2 separate regions of the Mus musculus genome follow, and region 1 is linked to region 2. The links are chromatin contacts, found by Hi-C in ENCODE. All regions are on one chromosome and are shown on one strand. The core of a region is the stretch at or near the end of the contact, and the rest is flanking DNA. Distances in the headings are between cores, read along the strand shown. Region 1 holds the start of 1700027F09Rik (RIKEN cDNA 1700027F09 gene). Region 2 overlaps Tbc1d1 (TBC1 domain family, member 1).

Region 1 (5,491 bases), core at 1,544-4,043, 180 kb before region 2:
CAGTCTCTCTGCCTGCCAGGAAGTTCCACCCTCCCATTTCCTGTCCCAGCTATTGGCTGTCAGATCTTTACTATAACCAATCAGCAGTAAGACAACTCTGGAACACCTCCTAGGTTGCTTTTAGGCAATAGGGGCTACTGGAGCTTCATGGTTTGGGGAAGGTGGAAAAGGAGAAGCACTTACTTACAAATCAGAAGTTGGTGATGGGCTATAGAAACGACAATTCTAAAAGGCAGCTAACATTTAGCTCTCTGCTGGTACAGAATCAACACATGAAAATACAAGGACACACCTTCATACAATTTAAGGAAGGTCACCACAACAGCAACACATGGGATTGAAGTGGTGTATCAGGGGTTAGGAGGGCTAGCTGTCCTCAAAGGGGACCCTGGTTCAGCACTCAGTAACTCACAACCTCCTATCTCTCACTCATTTCAGAGGCTCTGACATCTGACTCCAGAGGCTCTTGCATGCACACGGCGCACACACACACACACACACACACACACACACACACACACATCTTAAAGAAAAGCAATTCGTTATGGTCAGACGTTTGGGAAGATGTATGCTAGGCCAACCACTCTCGGGGGGTGGGGGTGGGGGCCACTGGAACTGAAGTGGCTTGTGTTCTGGGGAATTGGCCAGAGATCACCAGAGGTGATGGTAGACAAGGCAAACCTTGTGAGGACTGTGAAGTCCAGTAAGAAAATACACAAAATCAAGTGTGCACACATGCACATATGGTTCTAAACCAGGATTACTGGCGAGGGGCAATGGGTTGGGTTGCCTCAGTCCTGAGGCCCGCAATAGCACAATAACTTTTAGAATGTTTCTTATGTATCTGGGGGACTCCATAGGTACCCCACTTGTCAGTGTGGTTTCTATATCTTACTTAGCTGAGCAGCATGATGGTGTGCTTTTGAGAGTGAGTGTCTAGATTCAAATTCCACTTCCTCACTACCTATGTGAGCCTGGACAGGTCCCTTAACCTTCTGTGCTTCAGTTTCCTCACCTGCACAATTGGCCTAGCAGTCAAAGTTCTGGCCTGAGAGGGTTGTGTAGACTGAAGAGTTGGTGACTATAGTGTACTTCAAGCAGTCTTGGCAAGCTGGAAGGTCTATGCCTGCCAGCTATTAACATGGAAGATGTCTATGGACACAGTTAAGAAACCATTATCTGCCTTGTGAGCAAAGGGGAAATTGTAGAAGTTGGGACAATGATTACCACCAGGGAAACAGAAGGACTTATTGTTGGAAATTTCTAGAGCCAATAATTACATTTTGTAATCTGGATGGTGATTGTACAGGTGTTCATTTCATAAAAACAGACTGGGCTTTGCATAGGGTTTGAGAGCATTAGCAAAAGCAAAGAAGCTAGGAGTTAGAGGACAGAGGAGGAAGAGACAAGGATAGGAGATGTGACAGTGTGCCTTCCCTGTGACCAAGCACTGTTGTGGCATAAGGGACCATGGTTTCAAAATCCAGGGCAAAGTCTGTAATTTCTACTTTTCATGTGAGCAAACTCTTGCATTAAGAGTTATTAAATGGTCAGGCATGGATGGTAGTACACATCTTTCATGGATGGTAGGCTGATCTTTGTAAGTTCAAGGCCAGCCTGGTCTACAGAGTGAGTTCTAGGACAGCCAGGGCTACACAGAGAAACCCCATCTCAATCAATCAATCAATCAATCAATCAATAATAAAATAAACAGCATCACATTTAAAACAAAATCTGATGAGTTTCATTATGCATCTTCCTCATCTGCCAGTGGATAGATCCATGATCACATTAAGGGCCTCCATGTGATCAGGAGTAGTTAGAAATGTGATACCCCAACTTAAGCCAGGCAGCTAACATCCCATGGGGTCCACAGAGAATGCTTGATAGCACCAGAGAAGGTGAACAGTGTGAAGACAGCCACGTGTCCTGCCTGTGTGTAGGCCAGAACATCTAAGGTCCTAGAAGGTCTGGAAAACAGCCTCATAGCTTGCAAGTCATCTAAACCAGCAGATGTGGGCCTTCTTGGACTGGTGGTACCTCCCTTGAAGCCGTTGGAGGAGCATTTCAGGTAGGCAGAATTGCCCCTTGACTGATGTTTATCCCCAGCTGCAGTAGAGGAAGTGCCAGCTCAGGTGCTCACAATGACCTTGGTGAAACCCTGCCAGGCACGAATTGAGCTGTGACTATGAAGCAGGGAACGTAAGGGAACGATAGGAGGTGGGTAGGTAAAGCACCTCTCAGAGAAGGCACGTGATGCTAAGAGCGTCCAGCAGGGTGTGGCTCAGTGGTGAAGCACCTGCTCAACAGGGGCAAGGCCATAGATTCAGGCCCCAGCGATACAGGAATTGTTAGTTGTGCCTGGGCCAATCAAGTCAGGCTGGGCAACTCATCCTCAGTAGGCCAATTATGATATAATGAAAAGCAACAAAAGGAAATCTCTGCCATGTGGCCACACTGGGAAAGGGAGCCAGGGAGTCCTGTAAGTACTCAGGATCCTGACATGAGCTTTAAGTAGAGGGCAAGAGATAGACACCACTGAGTAGTCCTGATCAAAGTGTGGTGCCAGCCATCATTGTCTGTCTCTGCCCCAATCTGTCCTGCAAGGTGGTCCGAGAGCTGTTGAAACTGTGGGAATCTGAGAGACGAGCTCCTCTTCATGCTGGCGCCAGACTTCAGCCCTTTCCTTCCCACAGCATGAGAGGCTCCTGGAGAAATTCCAAAAGTCTTGGGGTCCATTGTCTCAAGATTCTGATAGTCAAAGGGGAGGGGCACTTTGTGTCTTTTTAGTTAGAATATTACCACAATAAGCCACAAGATGAAGCAGTTGCCCTTTCCCTGACCATAGAAAGGACTCCCATGTGCAGAATATTGTCTTTCATCTATAGTGGCCATTGAGAATACCACGCCTTAGAAGCCAGAGATTGACTGAGTCTTCAAGGTGAGAATTACATGCTCAAGATAGACTCTTACAATTCTTTTTGTTTGTTTGTTTGGTTGGTTGGTTGGTTTGGTTTGGTTTTGGTTTCGTGTCTTTTGAGACAGTTTCTCTGTGTAGCCCTGGCTATCCTGGAACTCACTCTGTAGACCAGGTTGGCCTTGAACACAGAAATCTGCCTGCCTCTGCCTCCCAAGTGCTAGGATTAATGGAGTATACCACCACTGCCTGGTTTGACTCTTACAGTTCTTAGAACAAACTCTGACCCCTTTCCAGAGCCTCAGGCCAGCTCTCCCAAGCAACCCAAATCTATGATTCAACTTCCCAGGAGTCCACAATCTAAGACAATGTGTCTTACTGGAAACATGCCACTGTTCCTTTGATACAAATGTCCGGACATCCCTAGGACACAGGCCTCAGGAGGGTGAGTGTTCACTATTCTGCTTGCTTCTCATTCAGGGACTCCAGCACCCTGGGCAAGCATTTCCTATAATTCCTCTATTCTAGCTGAATTAATAATGTCAATAAAATATAGAGAAAGAAGAAGAAGAAGAAGAAGAAGAAGAAGAAGAAGAAGAAGAAGAAGAAGAAGAAGAAGAAGAAGAAGAAGAAGCCACCAGAGGGAGTTTAACATCTTGAAGATGCTGAACTCTTCTTGGCCAGGGTACCACATTCCAAGATCCCCAGAAAGAACTGAATAGAATTATATCCTGGAAGTGAGGAAGGGGGAGTTTTTGGAAGAATTAAAGCCTAGAGTTTTGAGGGATGAATAGGAGTTTTCAGATAAAACACAGCAGTGACTACTACCAAGAAAGGGAAAAACATGAAGAAGCCAGAAACACTGGCTGGGATTCCACAGCTTAGGAACATAGGGCAGATATTTCTCTAAACCCAGTAAACAGATCAGATCGACAGGACTGGATCCCCAGGGAATAGTACTGACTAACTTTTCAAGTTCTACTTAATGGGGGCCTTCTCTCATAGAGAAGGAGGTGTTCTCAGCCCCTAACTCCAAGTGCAGAGAGGCTTGTAAGGATAGTCAGGTTCCCTCCCTGTCTTTGGAAGTTTGAACAGTGTATGTTCAGGGGACCTTCCTTCTGAGTGAGGCTCTGGCCCGTCTTTCTCCAGATGACTTCTTTGAAGCAGCTGAATAGGTTTCTGTGTCAACCAGAGCTCTAGCTTCCCCCAGCTTGGGAGAAACTGGGTCAGTTTAATGACACTGATGTCATACAACTGGCTTCCTTAATGGGAGCCTTGATGGAGGGTGGAGTAGAGCAAGGTGGGGCAGGGTGTGGAGCTGAGGTCACCCTGCAGATCTGCTGGCCATTGCAGGGTTCTGGAGAAAGGTGAGCCTGTAGCCAGTGGTTGTCCCAAGGCCTTTGAAGTTTTATTTGCTGCATTTTTATGTCACATTGGGCAGTAAACCATACCTGGAGGCGGCTGTCCTTTGCTCTTCAGACAAGGGCGGTGGCATTCACATGAATGTGGTCACAGCAGGTGAAGGCTAAGGTTCAGAGAGCAAGGGGTATGAAGCAGAGTCCTGACCTTCCAGCCATCATCTCTGAACCCCTGTGTGCACCTTTTAGGGACCTCAGCTGCCATAACACATGTCTCTCTGGAGCCAAGTCCCTCTCACCAAGGTGACTGGACCTGGCTTTGGCATGTCTGTTCTTACTACGGTGAGGGTGAAGAAGTGGTCAACAGCAGCACCTGCTCCACACAGCATCTGGATAGAGGTGGCTGTGACTATCACAGGAGCTGTTGGATTTTGTGCTCTCAAGCAGTCATTTCTCAACACCTATTCATGGAATGGAGGTACCAGAAGCTGTTCGGGGGTCCTGATTCCATCCACAGGCCTCAGGTTGAGCTCCCACTCTGTGGAAAGGCATTCAGCCAAGGCGATGGACTCTCTCAGATGTTACCTGACTGTCTACGTCCAGAAGGGACTTGAATGAGGATTGGGTACCCATAATTTGCTACTTACTGTCCTTGGCCACCCAGAAGGGTTACCTGATAAGAGTTTATGGAACCAAAACCCATCAGATCTTGAGGGAAAACAAAGCAAAGCCTGCATTTTAATCAGCTCTGCAGAGAATTATTGATATGAGAAAATACCATGACCAAAGCAACATGGGGAGGAAAGGGTTTATATGGCTTACTCTTCCACAGCACTGTTCATCATCAAAGGAAGTCAAGATAGGAACTCAAGTAGGATAGGAACTTGGAGACAGGAACTGACGCAGAGGAGATGGAGGGGTGCTGCTTATTGGCTTGCTCATCATGGCTTGCTCAGCCTGCTTTATTATAGAACCCAGGACCTCCAGCCCACAATGAGCTAGACCCTACCCTATCAATCACTCATTAAGAAAATGCCCTACAGCTGGATCTGAAGGAGCCCTTTTCTCAGTGGAGGTTCCCTCCTTTCAGATGACTCTAGCTTGTGTCAAGTTGGTGTAAAACTAGCCGGGATAGTACTTCGGGAACTCTGATCTCTATTGCATCATCACCTATCCACTGCCTTCCTGGAGAAGGCTGCCCAGGCCTCAGTGGGTC
Region 2 (5,457 bases), core at 2,279-4,778:
CCAGTGTACTGGAATTTGAGAGTTAGGCAGAGTCGCAGAGACTTCCTCAGTGTGTTGCATGCATGCTTTCATGATGAGTTCCAAACTTTCCTTCTTTCTTTGCAAGCATTGGTAAGAATGAACAAGACTTTGAGAAGGGAGGAATCCCCTCTCCCCCTGCTGTGCCTTCCCATCTAAATCCAAGGCACCATGGAACTCCTACAGCGCTGAGAAAGCCAAATGCTTCTATTTACCCCACCACACCCCTTAACTCAAGCCTTGGCAAGAGAAAAGGCTGGCACTAGTAAACTTTCTCTTGATAAGTGGGGAAGACAGAACTGCAACACACAGTCTTAGAATGGGGGCTGAGGTAACAACAGTCCAACTGTTGACATGAGCCCAGACATGGCTGTTCATGCTGGTAAAACCGAGCCTACACTCTGACAGGAACCTGTTCTCAGTATTCTGGGGAAAATTCAGTATTCTCTCAAGTATAAAATTTATCGTTTGCCACTACCAATCATATTCAGAATTATATAAGACCATAATAATTACAGTGCTCCTGTGTTGGTAAAAGAGGTTTAAAAACTTTTAGGACTTAGACTGCAAATATTTTCATTTGTATGAAAGCGTTAAAATGAATTTACTTGGAAAAGTCCATTTAGACAACAGCATAATGCATCTCTTGGCTCTGTCTCAGGATTTTTACAAAAGCAAGAGCTCACTACAAGTGCCAAGAGCTATAACTCTCAAGCCACCAGCCCACGCACAGGGGCATACGCTGCATTGCCACCACTGAAAGACAAACAAACATTCCTTCCTTTAAATGTAAAGGACAAAAACCATCTTACTAGGCAGATTCTAATCCCCCGCCAGAGTTTTGGGGTTCCTGGTAATGCCTAAAGTGTGCTTATTAGAGAATTATCATGTAAGTCTGTAAAACTTCCAAGTCAAGGCGTGTTCTTTTACTGTGACATAGCCTCACTCTGATCAGGGGCTAGCTGAAGTGAGCAAACCCGTCAAAACTCTCAGGTATGTATTCCTAAAACTGTGAACAGTTTATCTGGGCAACTGGAGATTGAATTTAATGCTAATCAGAATTGACTGGAACTGGGCTGCATTAACTAATCAGAACAGAGGAGCCATGGGTATCTCAATCAAGCTGCCCACTATCTTTTTAAAGATGAGTAATGATACCCTGGAATTTAGTATGTGTAAAAGCAGAGACACTAACTGTGTAAGACACACTGGGGATAATTACAATGGCTACTGATAGTATTCAATGAGTGGGTGGGTGTGCAATGGCACCCGATCTGCTATAGGATATATCGATTTTTCATTCTGATGCTATCTTACTGTTCACTTAAAACTTTTGGAAGCCGAGTTTAGGTCGGAAATAATGGGCCCTTTCCTGTAAGTCACTGGGGCTTGAGGCTTCCTCCCCAAATAATTTAATCTCCAGAACTTTGGGGTGATGCCCCGTAGCCTATGTTTCTACAGCTCCCCCAAAGCATTCTGGGGTGTGCTAAGCTTAAGGATCACTGAAAGAGACGCGGCACTTTGCAAATACCACTAACCTATGGCCCTCTGACTGGTTCCCAGGGGTGAAGGCAAACTGTGGGAACCCCAGGGAAGGCTCTTTGGAGATCAGGCTTCCCATGAGCTCACGAGGACAGTACCAGTACCCAAGAGAATCAGACTGAAGTGAAAGCAAAGCAAACAAGGCCAGCCCACAGCAAGAACCTAAGTGCCTCCTCCAGCTCTGGCTTGGCAGAACCAGCCCAGCGTCAGCAGTGCAGTCTCTCCCCACGGGAAGGGCTTCTGCACCAATTCACAATTAAAGTCTTTTTTTTTTCTTCAGGGCTGGGATCACACCCAGACTCACATGTATTCTAGGCAAACCTCTACCATGGTGTCACACCCATAGTCCTAACTCCCTTCCTTCCTTTCTTTCTTTCTTTAAATTTATTAGATATTTTCTTTATTTACATTTCAAAGTTCCCTATACTCTCCCCCCGCCCTGCTCCCCTACCCACCCACTCCCACTTCTTGGCCCTGGCATTCCCCTGTACTGGGGCATATAAAGTTTGCAAGACCAAGGGGCCTCTCTTCCCAATGATGGCCGACTAGGCCATCTTCTGCTACATATGCAGCTAGAGACATGAGCTCTGGGGGTACTAGTTAGTTCATATTGTTGTTCCACCTATAGGGTTGCAGACCCTTTCAGCTCCTTGGGTACTTTCTCTAGCTCCTCCATCGGGGGTCCTGTGTTCCATCCTATAGCTGACTAATGATCATCCACAAAACCCCTTTTCCATCAATGCTCAGAACAGCACTATTCTTAATAGCCAAGAGGTGGAAACAACTCACATTGTCTACTGACTGGGAGACATTAAACAGAATGTAACATGTCCACAGGTCGGAGCATTAGTTTCCATCAGAGAATAAGGCACTGACATGACACAAGACTTAGAGAACATCATGAGAAGTGGGAGGAGCCAGCAGAGGGACCACAAATTCTGTGGATGCATTTACAGGAAGTGTCCAGGATAAGCAAATCTGCAGAGACATGGTAGATTAGTGGCTGCCTGTCAGCTAGGGGTGGGGACAATGGACTGAGAAGTGATGGTTAGAAAATTCTTTATCTAGTGATTTAAGGATTTTTAACTTGTACTACAGTAATTACTATAGTAATAGCTGCTCAGTACTCTGACTGCATCTCTAAAAATAGTAATACTGAACTGTGGGCTTTAAATGGGTGATTTGTACAGTATACAAAATATATCTCAATAGAGTTGCTTTGTAAGTAAAAATAAACTGTGTTTTCCAAGGAAAGAATCCCTTCCCAGAGCTCATGCTGCCCTCCCCTTCGGGGCCATCCCTGTACCTAGGGACGCTAGAGGGTGTAGAGCTTCGGGGCCAGCAGGCTGGTGCAGTAGGAACTGTCAGCAGACATTCACGGGAGGGAAAGCTGGGGGTACAGAACAGTACCTACAGGACATGGAGCCTCTGTGCTGGTCATACTCAGACCAGACTGCACTAAGTCCACAGATTTGATTCCCCTGAAAACACTGTAAACTTCTTGCCATTGTCTTATTTAAACTCAACAGCTTATTGAAACCTTGAATGGTAACAAATTAAGCTAGAGAAGAAAATCACATCTGTAATTCCAGTACTCACAGGATTGGGAGTTCAAGGACAGCCTTAGCTACACAAAGTTCAAGACCAGTATGAACTATGTGAGACCCTGTCCTCGCCACAAAATTTAAAATGAGAATGACAAATCAAAACGTCCACTTTGGACTTTGTCCTGGGGGCATGCTCTGAGCAGTCACTTGACCCTAAGGAGGAAGTCCCTGGCAGCTGGATGCTGCAATCAAGTCCTGGTCACCTGACTCCCAGGACCCCCAGCTCCCACACTGCAGTATAGAAGCCTCAGCTCTACTCCTCGAGCCTTGCTAGCAAGCAGAAGTGGTCGAACTTGCTGTCTGAATTCCAGAGGTGCATCAGGAAAAGCTGACAGGGCTGCCTTAGCAGTGTTAACAAGTGCAGGCAGGAGCAGCCAGCCAAGGCCAGTCACAGTGGCTTCTAGGATGATATGCCAAAGACAACACATACAAAAACAAACACAAAACAGAAGAAAAAACAAAACAAAACCAAAAAACCAAAAACTTCACATGAACAATCAAATCCTTGGTTTGAAAACTCCATCTCAAGACAGATCTTTATTCACCACCGAAAAGCAAAGTTAAATAAAACTGAAGGAAAACCAATCTTGCCAGGGGAGGTGGCACATGCCTGGAACTCCAGTATCTGTGAGGCTAGGGCACAGGCTGCCAAGTAGCACTACAGAGCCAGACCCATCTCAAAGAGGAGAAATTAAAAATAATCACATCTGTCAACTGGACACTACCTGCTTCTGCCGTTGCCATAAAACCCTGAAGAAAGGGAGACTAGTCCCATAAAGTCCTACAGAACCCACAACTCCCTATTCAAATAAGTTACAAGTGGGCAGAAGGACAACTATCTTAACTCAAACACAACAGTACTGGGGAAGAAAGCAAGCTCTTTCTTGGGGATGGGAGAGCAGAGCCACCAAGACCAGGGAGAAACACTGCCACCAAGTGGTGACAGGCTCTCCAGTCACCCGAGGTTGCCTGGTCTTGATGTGGCAGCAATCCCAGTTTTGGAGAACTCACATGAGTCTGGCCTGTGAGAGGACAGCCTGGGTACTTAAGAATCTCCCCAGAAGACCAGGGATAAAGTCCATATGGTTGAGTACTTGCCCCGCAGGCATGCAGCCCTTAGTCCAACCTCCGCACTAAACAACACACAACACAAAAGCCAGAAAGACAAGCTACCAGCACCAAAAACCACCACCACCAAAAATCAGGCACGGGGGCACACCTGTGGCACCCCGGCACTCAGAAGTGGAGGGAGATTCGAGAGTTCAAGGGCAGCATCAGCTATACAGTGAGCTCAGGGGCAGCCTGGCTGACCCAGTCTCAACAATGAAGTCCCCGTGCCCAGTGAAAGACAAGCACTCCTGATCAAGAGAAAATGCAGAGATGGAGACGGCGTTTGCATTATTTCACTTATGTTAGCCATTAAAATCTCCCCGAGGTAAATCAATTTTTGAAAACAAATCAGCCACTAAGTGCTTCCCACCTTTTGCACAGTAACACAGAAGTCACACCGAAGATCCCTTACGCGCTTTAGTCTGGCCTTAAACGTTTACTTCTTGGTTCATGTGCTATCTAACCTAAAGTTCTTCAGGGTTTAGGCCGACCCAGCTGTACTCATAAGCCAAAACAAAACAAAACAAAACTCTCAGCCTTGGCTTTACTGGACTATATACTCACATAAAGGGCTTCAAGTCAATAAATCACTCTTATTTATGCCAAAAAGAGTTTCCTTCCCCTTTTCAAAACATGTCAAAATCTGAAGGCATCTATTGTTGGTAAAATGCACACTGTGATATGAAATACTTAAATGAAAAGAACTAAATGAAGGCTAAAACTGTTCCCTGGCACAAACAGAACAAAAAGATTCTCTCTGTTCCAAGTGGAGAGCTGCCTAAAAATTATTTCATAATGACAAAGAGTTCTCCTTCATATGGTACGCTGAGAAAAGAAACTAAAGGGCACGCAGCACAGACTAGCTAGTTAAGAGCTGGTTTCCAGCATCCTCTGCTGTCCTGACAATGAGGAGAGAGCCCTCGACAAGGAAAGCAGACTTGTGTAGACAGTGCATCTCTGGAACACAGCACTGGGCAAAGCCTGCCTGCAGAGGATGCCAGTAGACCGCTGCTTTCCCAGGTCCATGTTTACCCGCTTACTCGGTATCACTGTTCTCCAGTGCACCCTGCTTTCTTACACACGCATCCTTCTCATAAAAGGTCACTGGCAGCTCAGTGGTGAGCACTGGCCCAGCAGGCCCTGTCTTCGTTCCTGCCACCACAAAGAAAACAAGAAATTC

What was found. A loop is a pair of places that touch in the nucleus more often than their neighbours do.
Region 1: a map of heart shows a loop between it and region 2 (3-fold over the local background). The contact joins the promoter of 1700027F09Rik here to the enhancer-like site in region 2. A Hi-C loop is called at or near these places in 1 of 37 maps with a recorded cell type or tissue (heart).

The regions. Positions count from the first base shown.
Region 1 is chr5:64,465,244-64,470,734 of GRCm38, reverse strand. 1700027F09Rik (RIKEN cDNA 1700027F09 gene) reads left to right here and starts at 2,793. Exons shown (of 3, transcript NR_040681.1): 1 at 2,793-2,941.
Region 2 is chr5:64,288,087-64,293,543 of GRCm38, reverse strand. The region is part of intron 14 of Tbc1d1 (TBC1 domain family, member 1); the gene reads right to left. Among named protein-coding and RNA genes, the nearest start is that of Gm38634, 34 kb to the right of the region's middle. Within about 2 kb of position 3,528, at least 1 of the 3 ENCODE cell types and tissues checked has a DNase peak (open chromatin) inside an H3K27ac peak, as active enhancers do; it is heart, where a contact is called at or near this core.